Linked DNA regions of Homo sapiens: region 2 is linked to region 1. A link is a loop called in an ENCODE intact Hi-C map of the cell type or tissue named here. Cell type or tissue: IMR-90. All regions are shown on one strand. Links, peaks and the distances in the headings refer to the core of each region. The heading gives the core; the rest is flanking DNA.

Region 1 (8,339 bases), core at 174-8,173:
GAGTGATAGTAGGAAACAAGTATGCCACTACCTGGAAGGAGCTCTTTACGGACAGAATCTCAGGAAGAAAACTTCATACAGAAAGACTGAATCTTCTCATTCTAACTATGAGACCATGTTTCATTAACTGACCTTCAACGCCATGAGATAAATATGGCCCTGTACATTGAAGGGAGTTGGAACATTTCATCATATTCCTGTGGCTGGCCGATCTATTCTAGAATGGTTTATTGTCCTTTCTAAATCTTGGTTCAACTCCAGCCGAGGAGCCTTAGGAGTCCTAACTCATTCAACCCTGGGGCTCATCTAGGCGTGGCCTGCACACTAGCATGGGTCAAGGAGTCTAGTTTGTATTAATATTAGCCATCTAACTGAAAACTTAAAGGGTGACCCAAATCAGATCAGCTTTAAAGAGGTAGGTAGGTATTTAGCCAAAGAGATTCATTTGGCTTTGATCCCACAACTAGGCACTCTAAGAATTCCACTATAAGGAGATTGCTGCTCTGAAGTTGGAAGGTTAATTTGTGACAAATACCTGGGAGCAGGAGCTTTAATCACAAAGCCTGCTCTGAGTAACCATCCTCCTCCCACTCCTAGGTGCCTTTGGTGGTTTTCAAAAGGGAAAAAGAAATCGCCAGGAAGCTGGAGTTTGATGGCCTATATATCACCGAACAGCCATCTGAAGATGACATCAAGGGGCAGTGGGACCGCTTGGTGATCAACACACCGTGAGTGTCCCTCTACCCCAACCTAAAAAGGAGATGGAGTCTCTACTGTAAATAGAGTAACTCTTTCCTCCTGGCCTTAAAACTGGTTAATATAAACTGTCTTTTGATTTCTAGGACTTTTCTCCCTTGCCTCTTCAATAAAGCCACTTACTGCCCATCAAATACTTGTATAGACTTCTATTAGTTTAATGGGGACAGAAGATATTATCAGAAAGTACTGAATATATTTGATTTAGACCAGACAGTCCAGTACAATATTGCTTAAACTAGTTTTCCATGTTCGAGTCACACAGTGTTTCCAGGGCTTAAGTGGCCAAGGCGTCTAGAGATCAAGTTGATCAGCTTCAGCTTTTCCATAGCCTTCCATGGCACAGCACTGCTATAACTGCCATCTCTGAAGTCCTCTTTTTTTTTTTTTTTTTTTTTTTTTTTGAGACAGAGTCTCCCTTTGTTGCCCAGGCTGGAGTGCAGTGGCGCGATCTCAGCTCACTGCAAGCTCTGCCTCCCGGGTTCACGCCATTCTCCTGCCTTAGCCTCCCGAGTAGCTGGGACTACAGGCGCCTGCCACCACGCCTGGATAATTTTTTTGTATTTTCAGTAGAGACGGGGTTTCACCGTGTTAGCCAGGATGGTCTCGATCTCCTGATCTGGTGATCCACCCACCTCAGCCTCCCAAAGTGCTGGGATTACAGGCATGAGCCACCACGCCCGGCCTGAAGTCCTCCTCTTAACCAAATAGCCTGCTTGGTAAGAGACCTCGTCTTAACGTAAGATTGAGAGGCAATTACATGGGCAGGTAAATAGAGCCGTCTGGTAGGGATATGAAGACCTGTGGAGGCAAGCCTGCCTTCCTGTAGGCATGTGGCACTGTGGTGGGAAGAAGGAAGAGCACTGATTGACAGGCAGGTGACACCAAGGCTCTGACGCTTACTGGTCTGTGAACTTGCACAAGGTAATCAAGCCTTCTCAGCCTTAGTTTCCTCATCAGTAATAGAAGGATGAGAATATCATCCTGCAGAGGATTAATGAATGTATGTGTCAAATGCTTGGCAAATGCCTGGCACGTGGTAGGCATTAAGCTGTTACTCATTCTCTTTTCTTTCCTGTAACTATCCAAAAAGTGGCCATCACCATTAGCAAATGTCACACTCTAATGACAGTTGATTCACAAGTAAGTGACAGTTTCAAGATAAATTAATGTGGCAAAAGAAAAGAAATAGGGCCAAATAGTAAACAAAGGTGACTGTGTTGAAACTCTTAGGTGTGCCAATTAAGATAGGCATGTTAAGAAACAGCAACCCTGACTCCAGGGGAAGAAAGCTGTGTCCTATCCAAAGATGATCAGGCAAACTGAGAAGCAGCTCTGCAAAGGTACAACTAAGGATATTTATTTCTTTATATTCTCCAGAAAAGGAAGCCTCTTCCCTTAGAAGGGGGAAAATGTGAACAGGCACATCCTCACATCCTAAGTCTGTCCCTGCCTGCGGGTCCCCTGCCAATCTTCTCACACAAGGAAAAGCACTGTTTCTGATGCTTTGTCATTACATTACAGAAGTCTTAGACACTATTGAATAGTTTAATCCTTTGGTAAGCTTTGTGCAATCATCAGTAATGCCTGCGTCTTGTTATACAGGGGCATGTGGCCTAAAAGTCCCAGTAAGAAGGCAGTTCAATTTCGGCCAGGCACAATGGTTCATGCCTGTAATCCCAGCGCTTTGGGAGGCCGAGGCGGGTGGTTCATGAGGTCAGGAGTTCGAGACCAGCCTGGCCAACATAGTGAAACCCCGTCTCTACTAAAAATACAAAAAAATTAGCTGAGCGTGGTGGTGGGCGCCTGTAATCCCAGCTACTTGGGAGTCTGAGGCAAGGAGAATCACTTGAACCTGGGAGGCGGAGGTTGCAGTGAGCTGAGATCACACCACTGCGCTCCAGCCTGGGCGACAGAGCAAGACTTCATCTCAAAAAAAAAAAAGAAGGCAGTTCAATTTCTAGCAATGTATCCTAAGGAGATAATGAGACAAGTACACTAAAATGTCCTAACAAAGGTATTTCCCAATATTTTTTACTTAGAGTGGCTTAAACGTCCATGAGTAGGAAATGCATAAATAAATAGCTATTTTTTAAAATGTTAGATAGACCAATGTTTAATTTTTTTTCACAATGGCATCATAGTACATGTTCATGTTTTGTAACGTGCTTTTTTTCAGTTAACTGTATGTCATGGGAGCTTTCTTTTTAAACATTTTACTTTTATATTGTTAAGCACACATAAGAACATATAAAATGTATATGTACATTTTACAGTATAATTATAAACCAAAAAGGTTAAAAAAATAGAACATTACTGAGAGCTTAAAAATCCCCTGTATTATCCTCCCTGATTATATCTTCCCAACCCACAGCTATCTACATTTTTGATGTTCATTAGTGGTTAGTAATATTAATTCTTAAATAATTAGCAATCAGTGATATTAGTGATATTCATTCTCCTGCCTTATAGTTTTCCCACTTAGGTATTTGTCCCTAAATATATTTTGACTATTTTGACTATTTGGAACTTAATATAAGTGGAATTATACTATATACATTATACTGTCACTTGAATTTTTTTTAGCATTGTTTGGGAACTCACCTATGTTGATGTATATAGCTATAGTTTGTTCATTTTCAAAGCTGTAGCATTTTCCATTATGTATATTATCACATTGATCAATTTTCCTGACAGTAGATATTTCAACTTGTTTTCTAAAGTTTCTGGCTTTTATAAACAGTGCTACAGTGAACATTCTTATACCTGATACACAAGTTGAAGGATTTCTCTAGAGTATAGACCCAGGAGAGAAATTTGCTGAATAGTAGGATATGCAAAATGTTTGTCCCAATTTATGCTCCAAACAGTACTATATTCGAGTTTCTTCTTCTCTGCTTATTTGCTGGCACTTATTGCTGGCAGATAATTTTGCTGATCTAGTAGGTGTATAGTGGCACCTCATTGTATGTTTCCCTGATTACTAAATGGGTTAAGCATCTTGTACTTTTTCCCTGAACATTCATGTACAGATGTACTCTTTATTTATGCACTTTCCTTCTGAAGGTCTGTTCTCTATGCCACACTTTAAGGACTCGTAACAAGTAAAAAATCTGTTTTCTACCTTCAAGGAGTTTGCATACCTAGTCAGGGGACAAGAAATTCAGAATGCTCAGATGAAGGTAAGACCGCATCTATGAAGGGGTCATGCCCAGAGCCTGTGGTCCTTGGCCCTTCAGCATCACTCGTGGAATCTTCTGCTTAGGAGAAAATGCGACCAGGCTGAGTTGTATGTTACCATTTGTATAAATGATTTAAGAGAAAGGAGGTATCAGTGTGGCAGAGAGCGCATGGCTTGATTTTTATTTGTTTTATTTTCAATTTAAATGCAGTGCATAAAAAAATCAAGGAGCAATGTACAAGGAAGAAAGTCAAAATAATTGTTATTTTCATCCCCCAGAGATAAAATATTAGCAGTTTACTCTGTAACACCAGCATTTGTTTTTGCTTTCAAGTGGCATTTAAATGTTTAAGACAAAGAAACTGCTTTAACAAACCAAAAAAAAAAAACATTTTTTTTTAAATACTGCCACCCTGTTGGGGGAGAGGCGGCATGAGAGGTCAGTGAATAGTAGGAGGTCTCCATTTCCTTATCACCAACTTGGGTGGTCTCTGGAGAATAGGGAACTGTTGTGTTCTAGAACCAAAAAGAATGAATCAAATAAAGGAAAACAAAAGTAAGAATGCATGCACCAAAGGCCAGAGACTCCTAGGCTGCAATCCAGTCTTACAAGGAACCCCCCCACAGGAAGGATTCAGTAATTCTGGATAGGAACAACATATTTTCAATGGTTTTTGCAAGCATTCCTGAAGATGACAGTTCTTTCTTAACTTTAACAGTAAGAAATATTTGCAGTGGAGCTGGTACAAGCTACAGAGAGAAGAAAGATCATCTCTCTGGGGATGCTAGGGGATGGTACAGAACCATCTCCAAAAAAGAAAGGGATCCAACTCCTGGAGGAAAGCAGGCCCTGTGGCATTACGTGGGAATAGAAAATAGAGTGGAAAAACACTCAGCTTAAAAAATCCAATGTAAATAAACTAAAGGTGATTCCCAGACTGGAAACTGCATATAGTTAGGGACTTTATCTACACTTTCTACCACACCCCACATCCCGCATCGCCATTATCTACCCCAGTAGGTGACATAAAGTAGTGACTCATTGAATGGAATGCCTGTGTTTTCTGTAGCATTTTGTTTCTGGTTATACTGGGATTAGGGAAAGGACTTAGAAACATACAACTGTCTCTGTCTAATCTGTCATCACAATTCTTGGCTCCAAATCATAATTCTGAGGCAGAAACTGCCCAGTGGCCTTCTGAGTGTTTCAAAAGCCAATACAAAGTAATGAAGCCATACATGACTCAGTAGAGCCTGTGATGACTCTGAACTTCAATCAGATCTTAAAATTCTTTGGTGAGCAGGACACAAACCAGAAAGATCCCAGATCCAGGCACTCAAACTGAAACGTTTCTTGATGTGTTTTCCTTGATGTTAAGAATGAAGAACCAACCTTTTTCGTTTTGTTTTTCAGATCTTTTCCTAATAACTACTGGGACAAGTTTGTAAAGAGAAAGGTATGCCTTGTTAGTGGGGGTGAGTTCCGTGATCACCAAAAAATGTGGTGTATGTTTTTTAAGTTCTCCACATACAAACATGAGTAAATGTGATGCTACTTTTATGATAATATCTCAAGAAGAGTAAGTCACAGAAGGGGTTGGATATGAACATATGTAGGTTTTTGGCTTCATTCATATACTCATCTGCCTTAAACAAGTTAACACAGTCCTCATTGTTTTCTGCATAGTAGATGTTTTCTCCCCTGCAAATCAAGATATCAGTATCAGCTTAAAAAACAGTTATCATTTAATTGTCTTCATTGCTTTTTTCTCTGGGTTTTCTCTTTTTTCTGCATTTTGAACTATGTCTTCATCTACCCCTTGGAAGATTGCCCATAGGGCAGCAAAGCTCTGAAGACCCCAGAGCTAGAAAATATTTGGTGGTGGCGTGTGGCCTGAGCTCACCCTGTCATCCTTTGCTTCAGGTGATCAACAAGTATGGAGATCTCTACGGAGCAGAACGCATTGCTGAACTTCTGGGTTTGGACAAAAATGCTCTTGACTTTAGCCCAGTAGAAGAGACCAAAGCAGAAGCGGCTTCTCTGGTGTCATGGTACAAAAAGCTTAGGAGTTCAAATCCAAAGCAGCTAAAATAGATAGATCTTTGCTTTTCCATAGGAAAAAATCACAACCGTGTCTTTGTTCTCTCAGGCTGTGGTCTGGCTTAGGTGTTTCTTCTAGGTTCTAACACTGGGAGAGCACTGCCTTAAAAATTTGAAGACTAATACATTTTTATGCCCTATAGAGCTGAAAGATAAAGACTTAATTAAAATTTCAGGTTGGGCTGGGCGCAGTGGCTCATACCTGTAATCCCAGCACTTTGGGAGGCTGAGGTGGGCAGATCATGAGGTCAGGAGTTCGATACCAGCCTGGCCAACATAGTGAAACCCCGTCTCTACTAATAATATTTTTAAAAAGTAGCTAGGCGTGGTGGTGGGCACCTGTAGTCCCAGCTGCTTGGGAGGCTGAGGCAGGAGAACCGCTTGAACCTGGCAGGTGGAGGTTGCAGTAAGCCAAGATCACGCCACTACACTCCAGCCTGGGTGATAGAGTGAGACTCCGTTTCAAAAAAAAAAAAAAATTCAGGCTATGTGATTCAACTGTTCTCTTGTCTCATGGGGAGCACATACAACTTGATAAAGCTGAGAGCCATATTTAGGTTATTAAACCTGAGAGAAAAAACTTACTTTTTCCCCCTTATTGAGCACTTAACTACCTCTTGACATTTATAAGTTTTAAAATCACTTGTTCTTCTCTAGGCTAAGTTCCATAGACATGAAGTACCATATCTGGAAGCTTGGAGTTGTTTTTACTGACAACGTAAGTACTGCACCTGGAAAAACAAAATTCTATACCCCAGTTCAGGGATGCCACAGAGAAGCAAGCTATGCAGGATGCTCAGAAGGGTTCAGGGATTGCTTATCAAAGACCAAGAGCCTTATACGTGCTGGGGGAACACTTATACAATGGTATAAGGTAGATGGGGCTCACTTAGCAGATCTTGGGCCAGCTCACAGCACCTCAGCACCTAAACCCCCTCTATCCTCAGTGTGTCTCCCAAAATAAGAAAAAATGTTTTATAATGAGCACACTATGAGGCAAACATGCTTAAAAGTCTGCTTTCTTCCATTCCCAGTCCTTTCTCTACCTTGCCTGGTATACAACCATGTCAGTCCTGGGCCACTACAATAACTTCTTCTTTGCTGCTCACCTATTGGACATCGCAATGGGCTTCAAGACACTGAGGACCATTCTGTCATCTGTAACTCACAATGGCAAACAGGTATGGTTTCTACTGATGCAGAACAGAATGGACCTGTATATGCACAGGAAAAAAAGAACAGCAGGTAGTATACAGTATATGACAGGAAGGAATATGTCTTGGTATATAATGTACTTTTCTTGGCCAAACACTTCAACTAATGGTGATTGTTTTTGCAAAATTGTAGCCAATTAAAAATGTAACTGCAACCATCATCTAAAAAGCATAAGACCTTGATTCAGTGACCCCTGACATTTAGATCAACCAGGAGAGGGAGGGAGGTGATGGACATGTCAGAATGACCTTGGAGATCTTTTTTTTTTTGTGACGGTGTCTCGCTGTGTAGCCCAGGCTGGAGTGCAGCGGTGGGATCTTGGCTCACTGCAACCTCCGACTCCCAGGTCCCAGTTCAAGCAATTCTCCTGCCTCAGCCTCCAGAGTAGCTGGGATTACAGGCACATGCCACCATGCCCGGCTAATTTTTGTATTTTTAGTAGAGACGGGGTTTCACCATGTTGGCCAGGCTGGTCTCAAACGCCTGATCTCAGGTGATCCACCCGCCTCGGCCTCCCGAAGTGCTGGGATTACAGGTGTGAGCCATCGTGCCCGGCCGGAGATCTTTTTAAGGTCTACCCCTTCCTCCATGAATCTGATATATTCCCTGGGGGTTAGCAAGTAGACATACTGTACACAGAAAACTCCCCAGGTATTTCTGATATCTGCATCCAATTAAGAGCCAATATTTCTGATATCTGCATCCAATTAAGAGCCAATGATTTCAGATACACACACACATATGTATATGGTTGTTATACACATAGTACACATTTTATGTGTGTATATACATTATATAGTTAATACATATTATATAGTTAATATATAATCAAGAAATTGACTCTGACAATATATGGAAGACTGGATATTGATGAGACTGGATATAGCAACGGCTATAACCATATTAAAATCTTCTAATGGCTTCTCCTTGTATACAGATTCAAACTGTTTAGCATTTCATTCCTCATTAAGTACAAGTCTGTGTATGACAGACAGGCTTCCTCACATGTCCAAACCTTTGTACGGGAGAGGGAGAAAAGACGGAAGTTACAGTGTGCCAAGCTCATGCCGTGTCCCAGTTACTGTG
Region 2 (8,339 bases), core at 252-8,251, 130 kb after region 1:
TATTAAATATACATGTATGGGTATCCTGGGAGATCAGGCAAAAGGCATCAATGAGTATATTAAAGCCTTGGGCACTACAGTAGGTAGTCATGCACATAAGAAAGAAAAGGGAGTGACACACAGAAAAGAGAGGCAAGGTCTAAAGTGAAACCTGCCCCACAACTTGGCCCATTTATCATTATCTGTACACGGAGAACCCCAAATTACTTCTTGCTCTAAGCAGAGTGTAGGCAAGGACCTTAACTAGTTCCCAAATCCCATGTGTACCATATGCAAAACATTATCAACAAGAGTATGAAAATTACTAACTTGCAATACCATTCTGACTTCAAAATATAATGGAAAAAATACAGCTAAATGTAGCCTGCCCTAAAAATCGTATCACTAGAGCCTCCAATCAGAACTTAAAAAAGATTAACATAGGATTCAGAAACACTCTGCAAGTAAAAACTTTCTCACTTTAAAATAGAGATCATCAAATTGAAAAAATGCTGTGACTTGCTGAGGTCACACTGAGTTTTTATATAAACATACAATCACAACTTGATTCCAAGACTCCCCAGTTTTGGACAGCAACCCCTCTTAATTTTCTCTCAAAATTGTGGAGAGAAAATATCTGAATTAAGAAATCCAAAAGGTAATGTGAAAAATATTAACAGCGATGCCTTATCAATTTTCCTAAAAAATATGAAGCGGATGAATTTCATTTCACTTTCCGCATGCACAGTTTATAACACATAATTATCTTTTTGCTTGAGTTATTAGCAGTCAAGAAAAACTCATTTGCAAGTTAGCACTCCTGCGTACTAATATATTTTTTCCGGACTTTTCAGTTTAAATGAAACAAGTAGCAAGCATAAGAGTATTGCTCCCATTGTCATGACCAGATCAAAAGGCACCAAACTAAACATAACCAAGTTTTTTTAAGTAGCCAAAAGCTTTCTTCTTTTAACAGATACTAAAAATGGGGGGAAGGGGAGGAAACACAAGTTTCCCAAACAATGAAATGGCTCATTTTCTATACAATACACCAAAAGGGCCTACTGCTGCATAGCCAACTGTATGCATACCACAGGGGGCGAGAGTGCAATATAAAGAATAGTCATGGGTTTTGGAATCAGATTGAAAGGAATTCACACTGCAGTTCCATTACACACTAGTTATGTGATCCTTGTTACCTAACTTCTTTGAGCTTAATTTATCTCATCTATAAAATTGTCTAATACTAACACTGAAGGGCTATTTTGAATTTAAACAAAATGTATACAAAATACCAAATATCTAGCCAGGTACTCTATAAACAAGTTTTGTTTTTTTGTTTTTGAAACGGAGTCTCACTCTGTTGCCCAGGCTGGAGTGCAGTGGCGCGATCTTGGCTCACTCCAACCTCAGCTCACTGCAACCTCCACCTCCCAAGTTCAAGCAATCCTCCTGCCTCAGCCTCCCTAGTAGCTGGGACTACAGGTACATGCCACCATGCCCTGCTAATTTTTGTATTTTTTCTTTTTTTTTTTATTAGTAGAGACAAGATTTCACCACACTGGCCAGGCTGGTCTTGAACTCCTGACCTCAGATGATCCACCCGCCTCAGCCTCCCAAAGTGCTGGGATTACAGGCATGAACCACCACACCCAGCACTAAATAAGAGTTATTTTAACACATTTGTTAACACCTACATCTCTGCAGATGTAGAGCTGCATCTGCAGCTCTGCCCCCAACAAATTAAGCCAATCTAATTCAGAGGTTGGCCCTAATGCATTTTTCAGCAGTGCTGCCTTCTCAATTTCAAATTCCTATAAGATCACACCCTCTCCCATCCCAATCCAAACCCTAGTAATGACCCCAAGAATTACCAAATGCTATGCTCTGCCAAAAATAAAAATTAAAAAAGGAAAAAAATAAATGGAAGTATTTCTGATAATACTACTAAAATATTTTCTGGAGCAAAGCAATAACATATGGTTAAGAGGCCAAATCTCAGTCCCAATGGTCAAATTCAATTTGATTGACTGCTATTAACTCAGCACTGCCAAATCTTGATCCTTTTTTAAGATTTTACAATTTTTTTTAAATGCTATAAATGTTTACCCATATCTACCACTGCACTGACTCAAAATTTTTGAATTTAGTAATGGAAACAAGAATTTGTTTAGGTTATGGCATTTCCAAGAACAGCAGTAAAGAATGTAGTTATGTTGTACATCCAAATACCATGATGCTTTCCCCATGATGTTTTCCCCTTATGAATCGAAAAACACATCAACCACATTCTCTCTCTCTCTCTGGACCAGCCCATCTGGACAACACCCCTAAAGCAACAAAGGCTACCTTAGAATTATCCCAACTTCTGAGGGAGATCAGTCAAATGGTTAGCATGTCCTGGGATGACTGTTGGATCACTGGGACATGCCTCCTTCCTACCCATCAACTCCTGTTGGGATAATTTTTGAAAGACTGCACCTCTTAACTGCATGGACCATGACTGTCTCTTGCACAAGAAGCACAACATTAAGGCAGGTTTTTCTGAGCAACGGATTTTAGACGTGGATATATAAATCACTTGGGATATAGCTAACCATATACATATATGTCCATACTCTGTGTGTGTGTGTGTGTGTGTGTGTGTGTGTATGTGTGTGTGTATATATACACACGTGTGTGTATGTGTGTGTATATATATATATACATATATATACACACACATACACACACACACATATATATGGCTTCTTGGTAACCAACAAATGACAAAAGATAAAATAAGCTTTTTGTAACTGATTAATGAGGAAGAAATTAAAATCAATTATTGATGTTTCACCTTGTTTTACAAACGTACCCTCATTAACCCCATTCAGTTAACATAAACGCTTCCATTCTTCAAAGAAATTGACAGAAGGGTCAATGACACAAGAATAGCACCATTTATAATACAGATAGATCTGCAGTAAAGCATAAATAAAAAGGGCAAGTATTTAGTCATTATAACTTGACCTCTTGTCCAAGGCAATTCTTGGCTTCAGAGAGAACTAGTTCCCCTGAACTTTTAAGGAAAAACAGTATCTTTGCATAGCCTCAAAACATTATTTACTGTCATTGTTTTTAACACATGCCCAGAAATTCCTCCTTCCATGGATGAAGCTTACTCGCATCGTCTTGAGTGTGAGCAGGACTTAGTGACTCGCTGCTAGTGAACAATAAATGGAAAGGGAAAAACAGGGAGTTTACAGGGAGAAACCTGACGGAGGTTTCTAAGTGGTAACTAAGAGTAACTAAGTGATCAGAGTTAACATCATCAGCAGTAAGTCCTATAAATATTTTGTGTCCACTGACATGATCCAACAAGAAAGGTACATCATCTTAGGGTATTCTCCCCCAGAATCCATAATCTCAGCCTCATCATGAAAAAAAAAAAAATCAGAAAAACCCAAATTAAGGGACATTCTACAATATGGTCTACTCTTCAAAAGTGTCAATTTCAGAAAAGACTGAGAAACTGTCACAAATAAGAAGAGACTAAGGAAATACAAAGAATAAATGTAATGTGGTATCCTGAGTTAGAAGAGAAAAAGGACATCAGTGGAAAAAATTGGAGAAATGCAAATAAAGTCTGTGGTATACCAATGTTAATTTCTTAGTTTTGATAAAGATACCATGGTTATATAAAATAATAATATTAAGGGAAGCTGGGTAGAAAGTACACGGAAATTCACTGTATTATCTTTGTAACTCTTCTGAAAAATCTAAAAAGTATTAGAAAATAAAAAGTTTACAAAATAAGTAATTGGACCTTAATGTCATTTTATTAAGTTAATCTACATACAAGATATTCTGCAAACTCAGTCACTTTCCTCACCTGTTAGAATAGATTGATGGTAGGGTTTTTTTTTTTTGAGACAGAGTTTCACTCTTGTTGCTCAGGCTGGAGTGCAATGGCATGATCTCGGCTCACTGCAACCTCCACCTCCCTGGTTCAAGCAATTCTCCTGCCTCAGCCTCCCGCGTAGCTCAGATTACAGGCATGCTCCATCACACCCGGCTAATTTTGTATTTTCAGTAGAGACAGGGTTTCTCCATGTTGGTCAAGCTGGTCTCAAACTCCTGACCTCAGGTGATCCACCCGTCTTGGCCTCCCAAAGTGCTCGGATTACAGGTGTGAGGCACTGCACCCAGCCTATTCATAGTAGGTTTCTATATGAGTTGCTTTTCATTGAAGAACAAACATCTTCCCAGGACTTCGGTCTTTAAAAATGAGACAAACGTTAGTAGCAAACATAGGGACCTTTGATGCAGTAAATCACACCCAATAACCACAAATAACAGTTCATTCACTCATTCAGCAAGCTCTGTCATCATGAACCATGTGCCATGTCCTGTGTCATACACTAACAATGAAAAGATCTACCCTCAAGAGATGAACCAACCAATATTTTCACCTCAAGAGCAGTGGAATCAGAAAAGCCTCCTTGACCTTGACCAGCTGAACCTTTCCTGGGTTATCCCACAGCATTCTGTATCCCACAGCACTCTGTACCTGTCACACTGAACTGTATTTGTTGGTTTCCTCACATCTATATCACCTCACAAGAGATATTTGCCAATAACTATGCAGGGTCTGAGATTCCACCTTATCTGTAAGCTAACAGGTTAGCCTGTTACTGTTTCATGGGTGCTAGCAGAAGACATGAGACACCTGGGCCAGAGACAAAAGGTGTCTCTGGCAAAAGGAGTAGTCAAACTTCATGTTAATTTTTGTTGGTTCCTCATTGCCCCCGTCTCAGAGTGGTAATTCAAAGAGTCCTGTACATGCTGTGGGCTTTATTACAGGGAAGGAACACTGAGCTGAGTGTTCCTTTGTTACCAGAAAGGAACACTGAGCTGAGTGCATGCCCTCAGCTCAGTGTTCCTTTTTCAGTAAGAGTAAGTTCCTTGAGTAAGTAGAAGCAACCCTGGGGGAGATATTACCTCATCCCTCAGGGTTGCTTGCTGGAAACACAACTATGAGAAATTCAGACAAAGAGCAGTCAGAGCCTTGCATTCTTGACATACCCATCAGGAGCAGTCTGGGCCACTGCAATTCAGCTCTCCCAACAATATTCTGAAAGGCAGGCACTGTGTTGTAGGCATTTCTGTACCCTCAGCACCTGACATGATGCATGATACACCTGATTCCTTAGTGTTTGGTAAGTAAGTACCTATAAGCTAGAAATCTTGAGTTTGAAGCCAAAGACTACTGTTCCCAATTCTGTGGCCATGTACGCAGTCACTTAATCTTTTTAAGCTTCATTCTATTAATTTCTAGGAAATGTTCAAAAATAGAAGTTCAAGAAATGTTCAGTGAAAAAACTATCTCTAAGGATTCTTCTCTAATACTGAAAGGTTCATGATTCTCTCAAGGGCAGAATGCCAGAAAGCCCAGGTGCCTGATATCTCTCTGACAGATCTAACTCACATAGCATTCCCCCATGGAGGCAGAAATTCATGATGGCATAACAAATTTAGGATTCTATTAAGTTGATTTTTGTTTCTCAGGGTTATTTGTGAAAACCTCACATTTCACTGTAAATTTTTTTTTTTGTTTTTTGTTTTTTGTTTTTTGAGATGGACTCTCGCTCTGTCGCCCAGGCTGGAGTGCAGTGGCGCCATCTCGGCTCACTGCAAGCTCTGCCTCCCGGGTTCACGCCATTCTCCTGCCTCAGCCTCCCGAGTAGCTGGGACTACAGGCACCTGCCACCACGCCTGGCTAATTTATTTTTGTATTTTTAGTAGAAACGGGGTTTCACCATGTTAGCCAGGATGGTCTCGATCTCCTGACCTCGTGATCCACCCACCTCGGCCTCCCAAAGTGCTGGGATTACAGGCGTAAGCCACCGCGCCCGGCCCACTGTAAATTTTTATAAACTCTGTATAAACACAAGGCAGAAGACTCTACAACTACAGAATTTTAAAGGTAAATATAAAACCACATTAATTATCTACTTAGCTAGAAAGTAAGAGGTAAAGAAAGCAAGCTTTCTGAAACTTAATGATTTTTTAAAAACCAGCAGTAATATTATTAAAGACAATATTTTCCTTCATGTGCAATACACAGGATATAATAGATCATGACCATAAGGCTCTATATCAGGTTTTTGTTTTTGTTTTTTTTGAGACAGAGTCTCACTCTGTCACCTAGGCTTGAATGCAGTGGCGCAATCTTGGCTCACTGCAACCTCCGCCTCCCAGGTTCAAGCGATTCTCCTGTGTCAGCCGCCCGAGTAGCTGGGACTACAGGCACGTGCCACCATGCCCAGCTAATTGTTTTGTATTTTTAGTAGAGATGGGGTTTCACCATGTTAGCCAGGATGGTCTCGATCTCCTGACCTCGTGATCCGCCCACCTCGGCCTCCCAAAGTGCTGGGATTACAGGCATGAGCCACCGCGCCCAGCCCAGGTTCTTTTCAAGTGCTAAATAAACAGATAAAATATAGATTTACTTTTCCAAGAGGAATTCTCACCACAGGTTATGAAAAGCAGTATGTTGACATCCTCACCACTCAATGCCTCTAAATTAAACAGTATATATTCATAATTCATTAGCATTAATTCCATTCTCAGGTCACTGAAAATTCTGAGACCAGTGCAGTATTCTCACAACAAATTATGTGAGGATATTCTTTCCATCCCACTCCACATATGACAGTGACTAAGAATGTACAATGCAGTATCCCATATGTGCTTTATTCTTTTGCATATGTCACCTTTCTGTTGGAAAAGGTACATTTGAAGGTTTTTTCATTTGATAAACTAAGATCAAATTCATTTATTATGCTGGCTTGCTTTTTATTTAACAAAAGGGGAAGGGAAAGGGAAAGGCCAGGAAAGGAAAAGAGAAAAACAATGGACAGCCACCAGACAGTCTCTTGCCTCCACAGTGTTAGGATGGAATAAACCCACAGACTCAAGGTCTTCCCTACTCCAGCCTCAGATTACGCTCCACTCTCCTCCCCAGCTGCAGCCTCTGGGACCATCTCTTTGCCCATCCCCTTCTTCTCAGGCCAGCGAACAATGGTTTTTTTCTCCAACCATGAGCTCCCAAATCTACCAGAATTATTCCACTGAGGTCAAGGCTGCTGCCAGCTGCTTGGTCCACCTGCATCTGCAGGCCTCCTCTATTTATCTCTCTCTTTCTCTCTTTGGGCTTTTGTTTCAACTGCAACAGTGTGGCCCCAGAAGGCAGGAACCACTTCTGCTACAAGTTGGCAAACAAGCATGCCTAGAAGATTCATAATCAGCGCTGCATGCAGAAGCTGCCCCAAGATGAGTGGGATCACACCCTGGATGCCTAGGAAGCTTTCTGGCCCCATGGAAAACCCTAACCAGGTCCTGCTGGGTCTGCATGCCCTGGGTTATGGCCACACAGACCCACATTCTCTGTGACTGTCTACACAAGGAGGTGAAATGCATCAAGAAGGAAAACCACCTGACCAACTTCCATAGGCCAAAAGACTCACCCTCCAACACAACTGGGAGCCTCACAGTGCAGTGCCCTGAGGCCTGGCTGCAGCTCCCAAGCCTTGGGGCTTCTGTCCAGGTGCCTGCCTCCAGCCCAAAGGCAGCTTCTTAACCAACCACAAACCTTCTCTGAAGCTGCAGACCAAGTGTAAACAACACAGCTTCTTTTTTTGCAGAAACAAAAAATGTGTATCTTAGACAGTGATATACAATAAACATAGTTTTTTTTAGTTTCAGATAATCAACAATATATTTCGATTTTAATGAACAGTATCAAGTGCAAAAAATTCCAACCTTGAAGCCAGGCATACTTAAGTTTGAATCCTGATTCTGCTACCTAAGAGATATGAGAATTTTGTACAAATTGTTGAACTTTATTTCTAAGGCTTAGTTTCTACATGTATAGAATAGAGATAATGAAACCTACCCTATTAAGTTAAAGTTAGGATTTAATGAAATAGAGAATGTGCCCGTGTAACACATCTCACACACAGCCTGCAACTGGTAGGTTTCAGGAAATGACAGCACTGATGACCGCCATCAGCTTGTTAGCTTAAGGTCACCTGTGGTTGCAGGGTCACTAGTGGCCACAGGGCTCATTTACACACACACGTCTTGCCTATTTATGAAGCCTAACCCTTCTGAGGACACTGGGTGTGCTCACTTAACACACAAGTAAAACACTGTAGAATTATCGCAAAATTAAAAGACAAGAGAACAGAATTACAGGGTTGAAAAAACTCCTTGATAAATGACCTTGCTCTATCCCATGCAGCAAGAAGGACCATTGTTGAACCCATTTCCATTAAATGAAACCAAATCCATTTTGAAAGATTTTCAGTAAAGGT

Evidence for each region. Hi-C counts contacts between places; a loop is a spot of excess contacts. Peaks named below come from ENCODE experiments on the same cell type or tissue, not always from the same donor. Only the 100,000 strongest peaks of a DNase experiment are listed, where the experiment ranks them.
Region 2: it touches region 1 in a loop (2.4-fold over the local background); 1 of 110 quality-filtered maps calls a loop at or near these places.

What each region holds. Positions count from the first base shown.
Region 1 is chr15:33,847,694-33,856,032 of GRCh38, forward strand. RYR3 (ryanodine receptor 3) reads left to right here. Exons shown (of 104, transcript NM_001036.6): 94 at 598-728; 95 at 5,352-5,394; 96 at 5,862-5,989; 97 at 6,696-6,756; 98 at 7,073-7,219. It also overlaps a transcript of AVEN not described here. Among named protein-coding and RNA genes, the nearest start is that of CHRM5, 120 kb to the right of the region's middle. RefSeq lists an enhancer at 5,289-6,488. In IMR-90, for the core only: no CTCF peak of the experiment used is centred there; a DNase peak (open chromatin) is centred at 5,098.
Region 2 is chr15:33,980,530-33,988,868 of GRCh38, forward strand. The region is part of intron 2 of AVEN (apoptosis and caspase activation inhibitor); the gene reads right to left. The region is part of intron 1 of CHRM5 (cholinergic receptor muscarinic 5); the gene reads left to right. Among named protein-coding and RNA genes, the nearest start is that of CHRM5, 16 kb to the left of the region's middle. RefSeq lists enhancers at 4,687-5,210, 7,317-7,816. In IMR-90, for the core only: no CTCF peak of the experiment used is centred there; a DNase peak (open chromatin) is centred at 4,972; H3K27ac peaks cover 287 bases.